Linked DNA regions of Homo sapiens: region 2 is linked to region 1. A link is an interaction called in ENCODE POLR2A ChIA-PET data of the cell type or tissue named here. Cell type or tissue: Caco-2. All regions are shown on one strand. Each heading gives the region's core, and the rest is flanking DNA. Links, peaks and the distances in the headings are about the cores only.

Region 1 (2,918 bases), core at 174-2,673:
AACCCCAGGGGCCTCATACCTTCTACCAGCATCCATGGAACTATGGCAGGTTAACTTGTGAAATTGAATGTAGGTTAAATCTCAGACTCTTCACAGTGATCGACAGATATTGTTCTTAAATCTCCTGCAGTGAAGCTGTAAGTACCACTTTACCTCTCTCTCCGTCCCCTGTAAATGCCTAATTTAAGGCTATCTCCTCTCTTACAATTCCCTAAAATTATGTCAGCATTATCGGTCAAAAAGCAGATAGATTGTAAAGAGATTGATCTATTACAACACTTCACCTTTTCATCAGTTAGGACAGGGAATAAAAGAGGGAAGTTTTTGCCTCTGAAAAGCTGCCGAGGCCAGAACTGGAGACATTGACGAACATGTGAACATGAACACATTTTATTATCTTTACAAAGTCATCTGGAGCCAAGAATGCTTTAGCTGGAATACATCACCCCACTTGTCACCTCAGATTAGATGAAGAACTGATTTGTTGACAACTTTTCTTCAGGCTAGAGACACATATTCTACTCCGATCTCCCACTCCCAGCCCCAGAGAGCTGAGATAAAGGATAGTCCTGGCGCTGTTGAGCTTTATGAGATGACTAATTGGTGCCATTTGTGGTTAAATGTCATAAAGGCATCATATCTACAGCACTGTCATCATTCAAAACTAGGCAGGAGAAAGGAATAGGAAGAATGTTTTCGTTAACAAGCCTAAACCAGTCAGGGCGGGCTGTAGGCAAAGTCAGGAAACTGTTGAAGTTTGTCTCTGGCACCACCCACTCCTTTTCTTGTTTTAGTGCCTTTCCCCAGGATCTGTAGGACCCCTTCCAGCTGCCTTGGGCCGCACAGGCAGTGCCAAAGCGCTGTTCTTCCCAGAATCCTTACCATGCCGTGGAAATGTACCTGCCCAGGAATTTCCAAATCGTCACTGTTGCAAACCAACAGTACTCTATTCATCTTTCCTTTCTTTTTAATTAAATCACTCATGGAGAGACCCAGAAGACCAATTGGCAACATTATAGACTGAAAGCTATATGCTAAACTCTGGGAAACTGCATCTTTGTGGGTTGAATTGAGAAATAAATTTCTATGTATGTACACTTTGCCTTTTGAATTGAAGAAAAAAGATGGCTATAAAGAAGTGGGAAAATATTTCCCACTTTAGGGTGGGGAGGAAGAACTAACCAGAAGGGCACTCCACACTGTAGTAGAATTCTCTTCTCAGCCACAGACCCTGCCACCCACCTGCAGGAGTCTCCTCTTAACACATTCATTCTGTGACTTCCATTCCCTGTAGGCAGCATGGCTGAGGGCGAGGGAGGATGTATTGGGACCTCTGGAGAGGCTCAGAGGCAATGGGAGCAACACAGGCCTCTGTTCATGAATCATGAATCTCCTCTGTAAACCAAAAGGTATTGGAGACAGGTCTCAATCAATTTCGAAAGTTTACTTTACCAAGGTTAAGGACGCACATGTGACACAGCCTCAGGAGGGCCTGACAACGTATACGCACGGTGGTCAGGGTACAGCTTGCTTTTACACATTCTAGGGAGACATAGGGTTGGTCTAGTAAGGCAGGACAACTTGAGGTGGTCATAAGGAGATAAGAGACAAAAGGTTGCATTCTTTTGAGTCTTTGATCAGCTTTGCACTGAATACACAATTTAGTCTGGCTCAGTGAATCTGCATTTTCACCTAAACAATAGGGCAGAGGAAGCACTCAGATAAGCATTTGTCTCAGGTGAGACTCAGAGGGATGACTTTGAGTTCTGTCTGTCCTTTGTCCAGAAGGAATTTCCTTGTGGCCAAATTGTGAAGGAGATATGTAGCTTTTTATTTTGTAGCGGTCTTATTTAAAAATAACATGGGAGGCAGGTTTGCCTGACATAGTTCCCAGCTTGACTTTCCCCTTGGCTTAGTGATTTTGGGGTCCCAAGATTTATTTTCCTTTGACATCTCTAAAATGGAGAGGCAAACCAACCAGTCTCAACCAACATTGACAGTTAACAAAAGCAGTTGCCATTGTATTTGTTAAGACTCCTTCAGTCTTAAGAGACACAATCCCAAATCAAAATAGTTCAATTTCAAATGAATGTACTGACTCATATGATCAAGTCCAGGAATGGAGTACATATCAAAAGTTCAAGAAACTCCAGAGATGTCAGCAGGTGTCCCCTCTCTCTTTCTTAGCCTCTGCCTCTCTCTCTCTCTTTCTCTCTCTCGCCTCTGCTTTTCTCTGTCAGCTTCCTTCTCTCCCAATACACATGGATGTCTTCATTATGGTGGAGGCATCAGAGAGTTCCAGGCTTTCATCATCCCAGTCCCAATTCTGGATTCTAGAGAAAGTGGTTCCTTCAAGTGCTTGTATATAAAATTCCAACTGAGGTCACATACCATTTGGGGACCACTTTCTGAACTAAGAATGGACAGGCCTGTGTCACTTCCCCCCAACCCTGTGCAGAATGATGAACAAGGAATGAGGAGGGCTAAGCCTCTTTTGGGTAAGGGGAGAGTGGGAGTGTGGGGGCAAAGATCCCAGCCAGATCTAACAAAGAACGGCAAAGGTTTATGCAGGCCCAACTCTGATAAGGCAGTGAAGCTAGGTGTGTTCACACCTAGAAAGATCATCGCTCGGGCAGTTTGCCACTTGATTACACAATTCGCCTGTGTTTAGTCTGCCATTCTCTGGAGTTTTGGACAATTTCAGATCACTGGTGTCTGGGGCAAGCACTTCATAAGCTAAGTCCACTGTCATATATCACTGGGTATTGTGGAATTGAGTCCCTTAAAAGCTTCAAGGAGGCCAGGCCCTTTAAGCCCAGCTTACTATTAATTTTTATATCTTATGTCACACCTGTGGACAGCCATTAGAACAGGGGCAGCAGATAGGTGGCATTCATCCTGCCACTCCCTGCTCCCAT
Region 2 (2,918 bases), core at 221-2,720, 78 kb after region 1:
GTGTGGAAGCTGAGAATCACCTATATGGTGGAAAGAATGAGGAGACCTGCTTTCTAGTCCTGGCTATGTGATTTGAGGCCAGTGTTTTCTCTTCTGTAGGACATAGTTTTCTCTTTTATAAAATGAGGCTTTTCTGATATCTGAGTTCTTTTGTAGCCCTGAAATTTAAAAAGTAATTACCGTAGCAAAAGCCAACTTTGATATCAAACATTTAGGACAAACTCAGATTGGCACCTGGATATGATCTTGGTGCATTGAGGTGACATGTGGCTCTCACATTTGCCCATTGACACCAGTAATCTGCCTTTAATGTTCCCTTAGAAGCCCACACTGTGCCTGCCACAGGAGCCTTCAGATGAACTGTTAGATTTAGAAGTGAGGTAGAGCAGAAAAGCAAGGACAGTTTAGGGAGCCTGACTTTGGATTAAGCTCTAAATAGGGCTGGTTTGCTTGCTAGATCTCATCTGCTAGAATTATCCACCTCTGTTCTGCCAGATTATTATCTTCATCTAAAGTTGTTACACTGCTTGAAATTCCAACAATTAGAGATTGTCTGCATATTAAAATGTCCTGCACTTTAGAACCATATTTAGAATTACCTAACCATATTTCTTTTCTCAGTTTTTACTGATGTGAGAACCCCTACTTTGATGGACAGGGCATTTATTATGCTGAAAGAGCGGGGAGGCAGGTAACTGAGCTGCTTTGAGGTCAGGCAAGCCTGGATGGGGGAAGCTGTAGTGAGGGGTTTAGACAGAGCGACCATGTCGTTTATCCTCTACCCTGGGACATTTTTGAGAGTGAAAAGGATGTTGTTGATAATTTTGCAGAGTCAACAGGAGTAAGTCAGGACTGTCTGAGGCGAACAGGGCCATAAGTTTACCCTAGCTGAGAGCAGTGTGAATGAGCACAGGATATAGAAAACAGGATTCATTAAGCATAGGGGAGATGCCAGAGAGTACAGAACTTTTCAAAAGTGTTCAGGGGAAATGCAGAGGAATTAATTTCTTCCTCTGAATGTTCCTTTTTTGTGTGCTCTGTGATTCCTGCTGGACAGAAAGTGTCTGGTAATAGGAAAAGCAGGAGATTTATTATCAGGCAGAACTTCCTCTGTTCCTTGTTATCTGTGTGGCTCTTGGGCAAGTTACTTCCTTACCTAATTTCTTCATTTGTAGAATGATGAAGAGCTGCTTTCCAAGTTTGTGAGGATTACATGAGATAAGGAATCTCAAATGCCCAAGACCTAGTACATGCTCAGTAAACATTAGTATCTTCAGTTTTCCCTCTTTCTAGAAATTAGAACTTTTAATACCATATCACAGTTATATTGTAAAATAAACTCTGGGGCAAGTGGATTGGCTCACATCTGTAATCCCAGTGCTTTGGGAGGCCAAGGTGGGAGGATCAGTTGTGGCCAGGAGTTTGAGACCAGCCTGAGCAACATAGTCGGATCCCCATCCCCCTTCTAAATTTTTTTTTTAAATTAGCTGGGCATGGTGGCATGCACCTGTAGTCCGAGCTCCTCAGGAGGCTGAGGCTGGAGGATCGCTTGAGCCCAGGAGTTTGAGGCTGCAGTGAGCTGTGATCTTGTCACTGCACTCCAGCCTGGGTGACAGAATGAGACCTTGTCTCTAAAAGAAAGAAGGAAAGAAACAAACAAAACAGACTATTGGTGTGTATGTAGTCTGGTAATTTAATTAATTAACACTTATATGTTAATACCATAGAACATTTCGTTCTGTTTTAAACAGCTGGCTTAAACTTCAGATACCCAAGCTGTTCATAAATTAGTGACTACATAAGATAGTTCTGGTTTTACGACTATAGTGTGACACTGGTTGAGTCAGTCAGCTTCTCTGGGCCTCATCTGTAAAAGGAAATGGAGAGCAACATTATCTATACTCCCTCCCTCCCTCTATTTCTCCCTCCCTTCCTTCCTCCTTCCCTTCCTCCCTTTCTTCCTCCCTTCTCCCTTTCTCTCTCCCTCCCTGCCTCCCTCCCTTTCTTCCTTCTCTGCCTCCTTCCCTGTGATTGGGGAAAATAATAGCTCAAGTAATTTTAAAAAAATTCAATTTAGTTATTTCTTTAGCATATTACTAAAGACTTAGACTCCTAAGACTTTCCGTAAGGGAAACTAGATGTGCTTTGTAGTGCAGTCCTAATTTTTAAAATTTAAGGAGCCCAGGCATGGTGGCTCACGCCTATAGTCTCAGAACTTTGGATGGCTCAGGCGGAAGGATTGCTTGAGCCCAGGAATTTGAGACCAGCCTGGGCAACATAGCAAAACCTCATCTTTACCAAAAACAAAAAAATTAGCTTGGCATGGTGGCTCGTGCCTGCTCTCTCAGCAACTTCAGAAGCTGAGGGGGGAGGAACGCTTGAATCCAGGAGGTCGAGGCTGCAGTGAGCCATGATCACGCCACTGCACTCTAGCCTGGGCAACAGAACGAGACTCTTGACTCAAAAAGAAAAAAAAAAAGTAATGTTAGGAAAGATTATTATGCCCATTGTTAAAACATGGATGTTTTAATGCACTGTTGGATAGATGGATGGATGGGTGGGTCAGTTGATCTATCTGGACTCTGTGTGTGTGTGTGTGTGTGTGTGTGTGTGTGTGTGTGTGTATGTGTGTATGTATGTGTGTATGTATCCATGCATATGCACATGTGTGTAGTGTTTTATTCCTTTGTGACTGATTTTTGCTTACCCTTCCCCAACCTTGCCCACCCTTCCCCTCACTTCCATACCATTAAGATTATGTGGCTTAAGTAGTTATTACTGGTCAGTTTTTCCATGTTTTGGTTATTTTTTAATAGCTCATATCTAGAGCAGCTGATTTCCCTTTTAAAAAAATTGTGACATATATAAACAGATATAAACAAATGCATTTATGTACTTTACTGATGCATTTTGCAAAT

The links. ChIA-PET counts read pairs that join two places held together with the same protein. Peaks named below come from ENCODE experiments on the same cell type or tissue, not always from the same donor. Only the 100,000 strongest peaks of a DNase experiment are listed, where the experiment ranks them.
Region 2: POLR2A ChIA-PET joins it to region 1 with 9 read pairs; 2 of 35 experiments call an interaction of 5 or more read pairs at or near these places.

The regions. Positions count from the first base shown.
Region 1 is chr4:169,333,189-169,336,106 of GRCh38, reverse strand. No RefSeq gene overlaps it. Among named protein-coding and RNA genes, the nearest start is that of SH3RF1, 64 kb to the right of the region's middle. RefSeq lists an enhancer at 277-954. In Caco-2, for the core only: no CTCF peak of the experiment used is centred there; a DNase peak (open chromatin) is centred at 1,496.
Region 2 is chr4:169,255,329-169,258,246 of GRCh38, reverse strand. The region is part of intron 2 of SH3RF1 (SH3 domain containing ring finger 1); the gene reads left to right. Among named protein-coding and RNA genes, the nearest start is that of SH3RF1, 14 kb to the left of the region's middle. In Caco-2, for the core only: no CTCF peak of the experiment used is centred there; no DNase peak of the experiment used is centred there.